2 separate regions of the Homo sapiens genome follow, and region 2 is linked to region 1. A link is a loop called in an ENCODE intact Hi-C map of the cell type or tissue named here. Cell type or tissue: heart left ventricle. All regions are shown on one strand. Region 1 overlaps SIL1 (SIL1 nucleotide exchange factor). Region 2 overlaps SIL1 (SIL1 nucleotide exchange factor).

What was found. Peaks named below come from ENCODE experiments on the same cell type or tissue, not always from the same donor. Only the 100,000 strongest peaks of a DNase experiment are listed, where the experiment ranks them.
Region 2: it touches region 1 in a loop (2.4-fold over the local background); 1 of 110 quality-filtered maps calls a loop at or near these places.

What each region holds. Positions count from the first base shown.
Region 1 is chr5:139,019,449-139,024,448 of GRCh38, reverse strand. It overlaps SIL1 (SIL1 nucleotide exchange factor), which reads left to right. Exons shown (of 10, transcript NM_022464.5): 7 at 3,157-3,278. Among named protein-coding and RNA genes, the nearest start is that of LRRTM2, 150 kb to the right of the region's middle. In heart left ventricle, no CTCF peak of the experiment used is centred here; no DNase peak of the experiment used is centred here.
Region 2 is chr5:139,130,270-139,135,269 of GRCh38, reverse strand. The region is part of intron 1 of SIL1 (SIL1 nucleotide exchange factor); the gene reads left to right. Among named protein-coding and RNA genes, the nearest start is that of SIL1, 66 kb to the left of the region's middle. In heart left ventricle, no CTCF peak of the experiment used is centred here; no DNase peak of the experiment used is centred here; H3K4me3 peaks cover 932 bases; H3K27ac peaks cover 3,053 bases.

The DNA of each region.
Region 1 (5,000 bases):
GGAATTATGGGGCAGCCTCTTCATCTTCTTTCTCTGCTCATAACTCTTTCTCAGGCCTCAAATAGCAGGACTCTGATCCTCTTAGAGAAAAAAAATGAACCTCGGTTCTCTTTCCCCTTTCCAGTCTTACTCTCCAGGGTAAAAACCAAGAACTCCAACAGCTTTTCCATTAGAGATATTTAAAGGATTAAGGATATAAGGGGTTATTTGCCAACTCAGTCCTCCTTTGATGTTGACAGCTTCTATTTTTTCTCATCTTAACATATTTGGATGAATCTTTAGGTATCAGGTCACCATGGGCTCTTGCACATGAAACACCAAAATGACTGGAGAGCTTATCATACCTGGAAGGGTGTGAGTCCACAGGAGGCTTGGGCTAGCATTGCCCCAACAAAGTTCTTTGTTTTCCCTTGTAGGCTCTTTGTCACTTGGCAGTGTCTTCCCTAAGGTGACATCCCCATTCTGCTTTCACAGGCCACCTCACCAGACCCATCCTGAGGTCATCCCAAAATCAGTCCCTGGCAGAAGCCAAATTTGTCTGTTGGCAGAGAAATGTTCTGGATCATTGGTGTTTTGACTGGAAGGGCTGGTGCATCAGGCTGCCATGCAGCAATGTTAAGCTGTGATTTCACTGGGGGATTAAGTAAGACACAACTCGGCCCGAGTCCCAGTTGTGATGGGGGCTTGGGGTGATGTAGTACTAGTTTTAAGGAAGATGGCACTTTCCTAGCCAGGAACTTCCCCAGTCCTTTCTCATTCCAGACTCACTGAATGGTGGTTTGAGGAGCTGTAGGCTCCAAGGACCCAAACCAGGTCTGCCAGGCTTCCTCACAGCCATATTTGAATTATTAAACAGGATATGTGAAAAGCAAAACCTTGTGTGTGGAAACAGATGGTGAGTTATTTATGAGGAGCGGCCTCCGTCCGCCCCATCTACCTCGGGCAGTACATTTGCCTTCTCCCACGTGTCTCCTCAGCTGTGTGCCACCATTTTTCCCCTTCGCTGTTTCCCATTCTCTCATTGTCTTATCAGTGCCCTGCTTCTTTCCTTTCCTCCAGGGTGTTGGCATAGTTCCCTCCTGCACTCCCTCCTCCTCTTCCTCTCTGCCTGTCCCACCCCACCCCGAAGGCAGCCTGAGAACAGTTTTGGCCCCAGACCGAGATGGGGAGCTGTGGACCTGGGCTATGGTCATGGTTTCTCCTGTATGTCACCAGGGGGGGGCCCAGCTTTTGATGTGCACTGGGCAGAATGAATCGTTTCTTCCTCACTGTTAGTGAAGTAAACCATGAGAAAACATCCCAAAAAGGCTGAAGTGCTTATATAAATGTCTGCATTTCTATCATGCTGAATTATCATTGTAGTAATAGTAGATAAACTGACTCTAGAACAGAAGGTCCATGATTCTGGGCTGTGTTGCTTTGGAGCTGACCGAGTGGCAGCTGCTCTGCTAGGAACTCATACCAGCTTTATAAGTGGCCATTCCAGGCGTGGTATGACAGGATTCTGAGCCATAGTTTTGTATCCAGAAAACCCAGAGGAAGGACAACCAAAGAATAGGTAGTGAATTCTTACATTGTAAAATTAGAGCATGTAGGGAAGGAAGGAAGGTGCTTATGTCAGCAAAGCACCCAACCCTGAGTCTCCCTAGTTAGCTGGGCTGTGGCTCAACCAGTTATTCCTCTTCATAAGAACAGTTTGGGGCAGAAAAATGTCCATGGCCTGGGGCCACATGGCAGAGCAGACTTCATGCTTACTTCACAACCTGGTTTAGCCATTACTTCATGTCTGCGGTACCAGAGGCCCATTCATTTTGTTGGCACAGATACCCCAGATTGCCTTTTTATTCACACTGGAGCTTTATTTCAGGAACATTCTTTTCTGATCAAATTCATACTCATTAATGCAACAGTTATTCATTGAACACCTAACCATATGCTCAGCACCATCCTAGTCCCTGGAGCTACAAGCGTGGACAGACAGACAAAACCCCTGCTGTCATGGAGATTCCATCCAAATGTGTATGAATATGATTTTTCAAGTGGCAACAACAGGCTAGGCCACCACAAAACACTAGCACAGTCAAATACCAATCCTCACACTTGATTTCTCTGTCAGAGTCCTCTCCTAGTTCAGAGAGGCAAGGATGCAGTTGGGAAGGGGCCCTGTGGAATCTGGAGGAGAAAGATGGGTAGCAGCCACAGTTGTTGGGCTTCAGCTTCCTGAGTTTTCCTCATGATTGATAGCGTGGGATTAGCATATGGGCAAGATGCAGCCTTTGTGGCAACAAAGATATATTCGAGGGAGACTGTAGCGGGTACATGTAGAAAACAGGATCCAGTGACCTTTCTGAGGAAAGCGAGTTGTCTTGTTCCAGGGTACTAATAAACTGTGGGTAATGAGATCCGCTATAGAGTAAAAGAGAGAATCCGGACTTGGGGATTTGGAGCTTAAATGATAGCCTAGACCAATGCTGTTGAATAGAACTTTATGTAATGATAGAAATGTTCTGCACTGTCTGATACATAGCCACTAGCCAGTAGCACAGGCTTAGACAGAAACCTTTGGGAGAGCGATTTTCTTGCATATTTTATCATGAATGTCTTCAGATGCAGTCAACCTGAGATGCAAGAGAAAGGTACTATTGTTATTCCCCCCTCCCCAGCACTCTTACGGCAACCCCCCTCCCAATAACAGGGCTCCTTTTATAGTCCCTAGCTTCTAATTTAAAATCAGCTTTAAAAATCTGCCTCCACTGTCCCCATTGGGATTGGACATCAGCAGGAAGCATGGCACCATTTAGTGGTGCTGATGACGCCAGATTCTTTGTGTTAACAGCTTGTACATTAGGAGCAAGCTTTGTGACTCATTATGATATTAGAATTTTCCAGGACATGTTTGGCATAAGCAATAGCTAGGTGTCATTTCTGCTGATTCCCACGCAGGTGCTCATCAATCGTGTTAGATGAATTAGGAGTTCTCAAATTTAAGAGTATTAAAAAATTGGTTTTTACAAACCTTTTCTTAGTCAAAAAGGCCATTATTGATTTTTCCATGGCTTTTTAATTTGTTTTTGGGTAGTCACCAAAAGAAAGGCTCTAAGAACAGCTTTCCTGTCCCTGATGGCTATGCTGTACTAAGCAGTGGCTCTGTTGCAGATGGACAATGCGCAGGACCTGCTTTCCTTTGGTGGTCTTCAAGTGGTGATCAATGGGCTGAACAGCACAGAGCCCCTCGTGAAGGAGTATGCTGCGTTTGTGCTGGGCGCTGCCTTTTCCAGGTGAGCAGTATAATGGACGTCCCAATGGCCAGAATTGCTTGGCCTGATCTGCTTGGAAGAAGGGTACACTTGAATGTGCCTGTTGCTACTGACATTTCAGTGTCATCTCAATGAAACTAGAGTAAAATTTGATTCTGCCCTTATTCCAAGTAGATAGGAATTTTTACCCATGTTGTCACCATCTGTGACTCTCTGTTCCCCCATCTTATGTGTATGGACATTTAATAACACATCTTAGGTCACATTCTCTGTTTTATTCAAAGCTTGTAAAAAGTTAGACCAACTATAAATAGTAGAGAGGGAGGGGAATAAACAAGAGTAGGTCTTTTGGCAGTAAAGCTACATCTAGTGACGAATAAATGATGAGCCTGACCAAGGGGGTGCTTTCAGGGAGGAATGTGTCTTGCCCTAGTTGTCTGGAACCAATGTACATGCCGTCAGATTATCGCCCTCTCTAGGTTGGAAATTGTTGAGAATTTCAGTTAGTCTGGCTTGTGATGGAAGACTGATAAGGCAAGAGGAGTGGGGAGGTAGCATCTCGAAAGAGTAGATGCCAAAAGATATGTAGGCACCACATCATTCTACACCACCTGCAAAGGTCAAGATATCTGCATGCTGCAATTGGTCCATTGGAGCTATTGTTCCTCCCATTTTTGAAAATCTGCTCTTAGGACCATTTGTGCCTTTAAAACAGGAACAAATATTCTGATTCTTGCTGCAAGGGCATGGGTGGAGGCTATTAGATGCTTAGATGCAGGTCACGATGTTACAGGAGAAAAGCTATTCTGAACATATTTACCATTATAGGCTTTGTTTCGAGAAGATTTCCTTTGTGCTTTATCTGTGCTTGTTTTTTAAATCAGAATCTCAGTCTGATGCTCTCTCACTCTGAAAGGCATTCAGCATATTTTCTTAGTAAGTTGAAGGGCAGAGCTGGGAAAGCTGGAGGAGTTGTTCCATGAGGAGAGGCACTGCCGGCCTTTGTTTCCGTTATCACCACTCTGCCTGGATCTTCAAGCCCTGGCTCCCTGTGTTGGTGGTGTTGACAGTCAAGGCTCTGGCCTCAAGGGCAACTCCACCTCCCTTGGTCTCACCTCCCAGAACCAAAGTCTCCCAGGAAGCCCAGGGAAATCTCCTCCTGTGCAGCCACTGGAAAGATGGAAAATCTGCATGTTTGACGTTAGTATCTGCGGTTTCAGTCATGAGGAAGTCCAGGAAATCCAGGGTCTTAGCCTTATAAGGCTTTAGAGGCTTGAGAACTTACTAAAGCTCACTTTTTACTTCTCAGGCCAGAAAAGAACTAAATCCAACATTATTAACCTCTCTCCAGACCCTTTTTGGAAATCTTTGCCTTACTCCCGAGTACTTTTATTCTACCTTTAATATGAACAAATTATCCTATACGTCCCTTGCCGTTGCTTCTGGAAATACATTACTTGGGGGAAACTGTGTAGCATTTTCATGTCACATCCTAGTTAAAGGGGACTAATTAAGTGACTTGAGAAACATGCGTTGGGCCTGCTTTGCAGACCCGTAACTCACCCAGGGGCTGTGCCAATGTGTGGTGTTATTAAGACTTTTCTGTGATTGTATTAGCTTAAGACCATGTTAACATTTATGCAGCATCAACTAAAATTTAAATAGAGATAAATATAAAATATTGCAATTTAGTGTTTTGGTGGCAAGCAAACTGCTGTATTCAAAATGTTCTAGCTAGGTTTT
Region 2 (5,000 bases), 110 kb before region 1:
GAGATATTATCCCCATTGTACAAATGGCCACTGGCTCAGGGATGTTCCAGTCCAGCCACCTTGCCAGCTGGGGGCTGGACTAGTTAGAAGCCACATTTGTTTTGCTGTTCAAAGACTTTCCATTTAATTGCTGTCTGCCTCTTGACTTTCTGTTTAGTATTGTCTCAGGCGGGAAAAGCTTGTTTGCCTGACTATTACAAACTTGTTTTTCTTGTCCTTCAAATTATTCTTTAAAATTCCATTTCTTTTCTTAAGCCTTTGCACGTTGTTCTCCCTTGTCAGGGGCGTCCTTTCAGTGTCCTCTTTGCGTTGTTTCTCCAGCTTCATATTTGTCTGCTTAAATTAGGTAGTGCACTTCTGTTTGTGTAGAGGTGAGTGACTGTATGTGTGCATATGAGTTTGTGCAGCCCATAAATAGTAATGAATGTGTGTCTGTGGAAGAGCTCATCCTCTAACCTTCAGTTTGTAAAGCAGGTGATTGTCTTACAGCTGTTCCTGCAGCTGGCAGTTCTGCATGTTGGTGGCTTGGCTCTCTGGATGCCAATATGCTAGGAAAAGCACTGAGTGGGCTGGGTCTGCCTTGGGGCTCAGCAGAAAACTGCCTCGGGTTTCTCCATTTTCAGCCAGGAGGGTCATCCTTTAACATTTATTTCCTTTACCTCCTGGGAGTAGCTACCCAACAAAAGGCTTTGGTCCTCATTTGAGGCATGGGTCAGCTGGACAGTGTGTGGATCTAACAGGGAGCAGGAGCTTTGGAGAGTAGTTGCCTGGCCTGGCTCTGATGGGCTGCGGGTCCAGGGCAGCAGTCATCATTTCCATTCCAATGATGGAGTGGGCCGGGCACCGAGGCTCAGGACTGTAATCCCAACACTTTGGGAGGCTGACATGGGTGGATCAGTTGAGCCCAGGAGTTCGAGACCAGCCTGGGCAACATGGTGAAACCCCATCTCTACAAAAATAATAAATTTTAAAAAGCCAGGTATGGTGGCACACCATATCTGCTACTCGGTAGTAGTCCCAGCTACTCAGGAGGCTGAGATGGGAGGATTGCTTGAGCTTGGGAAGCAGAGGTTGCAGTGAGCTGAGATTGTGTCATTGCACTCCAGCCTGGGTGACAGAGTGAGGCCCTGTCTCAGAAAACAAACAAAACAACTAATAAAAAAATGGAGTGATGATTAGATGCTAGGTGCTGTACCCAGTACTTCCTATTCATTGCTTTATTTAATCCTCGCTACCAACCTTTGAAGTAGAAATTCTTAATGTACCTATTTTATAGGTGAAGAAACTGAGGCCTAGTGAAGTTGTGTCCAAGATCACATAGCTAGGAAGTGGCAGAGCCAAGAATTGGCCTTAGGTCTGTCTGACTTCAAGTCCATGTGTTATACTACCCAGTGTTTTTGTTTCTTTTGTCTCTTTGCTTCAGTTTCTTCCTTATAAAATGGAAGTAGGAATTCTTGCCCTTTCACTTTTCCCAGGAGATTCAGGAAAACAAATACATGAACATACAGTGTAGGTTAATAACATGAGCATTTTATAAGATGGAATTCCAAGGGCTCCATGGCAGGCTACTGAGTTGGCTTTGCTTGTCCAGGACACTTAGAACCTTTTCCAGTTCTTTCTGTGCTCTGGTCCTGAAACTCAGCTACTGCCCATGGGTCCTGCCAGGTGTGTCAGAAGCTGCCAGAGACCCAGCAATACTGCTCCCTCTCCCTTTATTGGCTTCTTGCCATCCTCATCCCATTCTTTTGTTTTCCATTCTGGAGAAAAGACATTAAGAAGAGACGTCTTGTTTACACAGGGCCCAATCCCCACCCCCAGTCTTGTCTGAATTGTGTGGAAGACATGAGGCACTGAGAGAGGTGGGGGCCGAGTGGCCTCCTCCCACCTGCTCCCCAAACATCTGCTCTGGGCTGCAGTAAGCTGGCAATACAGATTGGTGAGTGCATCCAACCTCTATTTAAGCAGAGGTACAGCCTACAAATGGACACTTTTGATAGAAAAATGGGCATCTCAAGTACCTTATTGTCTCTTCTGTCCCAAAGCCCAAGGATACTTAAGGAAAGAGTTACCGGTGAGACACTGAAATAGTTTCCCCTTTCCTGGACAGAGTGATGGTATTTTATGTCAGAAGAGGGCCATAAATGTAAAGATGTAGGTCTGTCCTCCATTGAAAGCCAAGGATGATGAGAAGGATTTTTTTTTTTTTGCAGGGTATGCAGGGGCCATTGATCAGGTGAACCCAGAGTTTATGGGTGGCAAGTGGTTTGGGAATGGCACTATCATCAGGCCAGGTGTGCCAAACTGTGCCTCAATGGGATGCCATGACTTTGGCTTTACTTATGCCAGGGACCGCAGCTGGCTTTTGCCACTGCTGCTGCCTCTGTCCCTGCTTGTGATGGTGGGCCATCCTGGCAAAGCATAGCTGTGTGCCACTTCCCTTTCCCCCTTTCCCTTCTCCCTCAGCTTTAGCATAAAGCCCAGGGCAAACTATGCCTGCCACTTCTTGAGTAAGGACCAAGACCAGGTGACGTGGCTGCAGGCCAGGCCTTAAAAGGACGGAGAACACTGTTTTCCGTGCCTGCATGCTGTAGTTTGTACTTGCTCTTGCTCTCTGGATGCCCCTGTGAAGCCTGAGAAACTATCTCACACCTTTCTCCCAGCCTCACCTAGGTCTCTCCTCAGTCCTCTCAATCTCCCCATCCCTCTCCCACTGCCCACCTCAGCTCCATGTTCTTGTCCTCTCTTTCTCTCTCTCATTCTCTCTCCCTGTTTTGTGGAAAAATATATAGAGGCAATAACTGGGTCAGCTGTGCAGTCCATGTGGAATTATTGAGGGAAGATGAAGGATCCACTTGTGAATCCACCTCTCATCCTTAGTATTGGCAGAAAATGTTTCTGACAGTGTTAGCGTGTGTGCAGGAGACAGAGATGGCTGGGAGCCCTGTGGGAGCTACCATTTCTCTCACCCTCCACTCCTCTTCCCACTCCAAGGAGTGGGGGAAGCTGCTGTGTGTGCATCAGCTGCCCCTGACCTCTTCTTCCTCAGTCCCTTCTGGGCCTCCCCCTTCTGCTCATTTGTCTTCTTTGCCCTTGACTATTTCCTTCTCATTTAGCTCTTCCTCCTCTTCTTTTTCCCCAGCACCAGTTTCGTTGTTGATCCCTAGCTGTAAGAAGGAAGCTCATAACTGTGTGTCTGTATGTGTGTGTCTGTGTGTGTGTGTGTATACACATGAGTATCTCATGGAAGGGGAGGGATATCTGTGGCTTTGGGTTAATCTTTGTTTTGTTGTATGTTGTCCTGATAATGCTGTGAGTCCCCCACTTCTATTCTTTATTCTTTTTCTCCCCACAGCCAAGGCTGCAGCGTTAACAGAAGTATAGAGCAGTATAGGCAGCTCTAGGGTTGTGCCCTCTCAGGAACCATCTCCCTAGGCCTCCCTAGCCTTCTCCCTCCTGTTGTGGTGACGCCTTGCCCTTGTTCATCCTCACCCAGCCTGGCCCCTCTCCTGCTCACACCCAGGGATGGCCAGTCACCTATCCAGAGCCTGGTGTGGTGCTGTGAACTCAATCCCTGTCTTTCAGTGTGATTGGTGCCCCAGGGAGCCAGGTTGCTGGGGGAAGCTCTCGTGGCACTCAGCCGTTCCATTTTGTCGGCAAAAAAAGAGGGGGGGAGCTGGCAGAAAGCTAAGGCTTTTGCTGCTGGGTGAGTGTAGCAGCTATTTTTAGTACCCGAGCCTTTGCTTTTCCATTTGGCTGTGCTTTTTTGCACAGTGGCGGTCCAGCAGGGCTGTTTTCCTTCATGGCTGCAGATGTCCTTAGGGAAAGTTTCTTCCGACCCCTGAGAAGATGTGGGCAGGGCAGAGGGGTAATGACTTCTGAGAGTGGGTTCAGGCACGCTTTGGGTCCCACTGCAATCATGCCACAGGTCCAATTTGTTAAGGTGAAGCAGGGAGGAATGTGGCAGGAGTGGGATAGAGAAAAAGTAAACACCGCATTCTTCAGAGGTGCTGCCCTGTAATTAACTCACTTAAGCCTCAATTGAGTAAACTGCCTAATGAGGTATACTGGGGCTGAGGGATAAATATTAAAACCTCTTATAAGGGTCTGGGCTAATACTGACACATCCTGAATTTTCATAAGGTTTTCTTGTTTGTTTTGCTTGTTTTATTTTGTTTTTCTTTCCTAGATCATTTGCTAATTTGGATTAAGTTTTCTTGACGTCTATCCTAGTTTACTAGAATATTTTCACTATTCCAAATAGAAACTCTTTACCTATTAAGGAGTAACTCTCCATTTCCCCTTTTCCTTAACCCGGTAACTGCTTTTCTACTTTCTATCTAAATGAATTTGTCTGTTCTAAATATTTCATATAATTAGAATCATACAATATCTGAGCTTTTGTGTCTGACTTATTTCACTTGGGATAATGTTTTCAAGCTTCCATGTTGCAGCATGTATCAGAATTTCATTCCTTTTATGGCTGAATAATATTCCATTGTATGTATATACCACATTTTGAAAATCCATCTTTTGATGGCACTTGGATTGTTTCCACCTTTTGGGTATCGTGAATAATGCTGCAATGAACATTGATGTACATATATCTGTTTGAGTCCCTGTTTTCAATTCTTTGGGGGATATGCCTAGGAGTGGAATTGCCGGGACATATGTTAATTCTATATTTAGCTTTCTGAGGAGCCACCAAGCTATTCCCAAGTGGCTGCACTGTTTTATATCTACACCAGCAATGTACGAGGGTTCCAGTTAATCCACATCTTCACCAACACTTGTTATTTTACTTAAAAAAAAAATTACAGCCATCATTGTGGGTGTGAAGTGGTGTATCATTGTGGTTTTGATTTGCATTTCCCTCATGGTTAATGATGTTGAGAACCTTTTCGTGTCCCTATTGGCCATTTGTATATCTTCTTTGGAGAAATGTTTATTCAAGTCCTTTGCCCATTTTAATTTTTTTTATTTTTTTTAGTGGCAGAATCTCA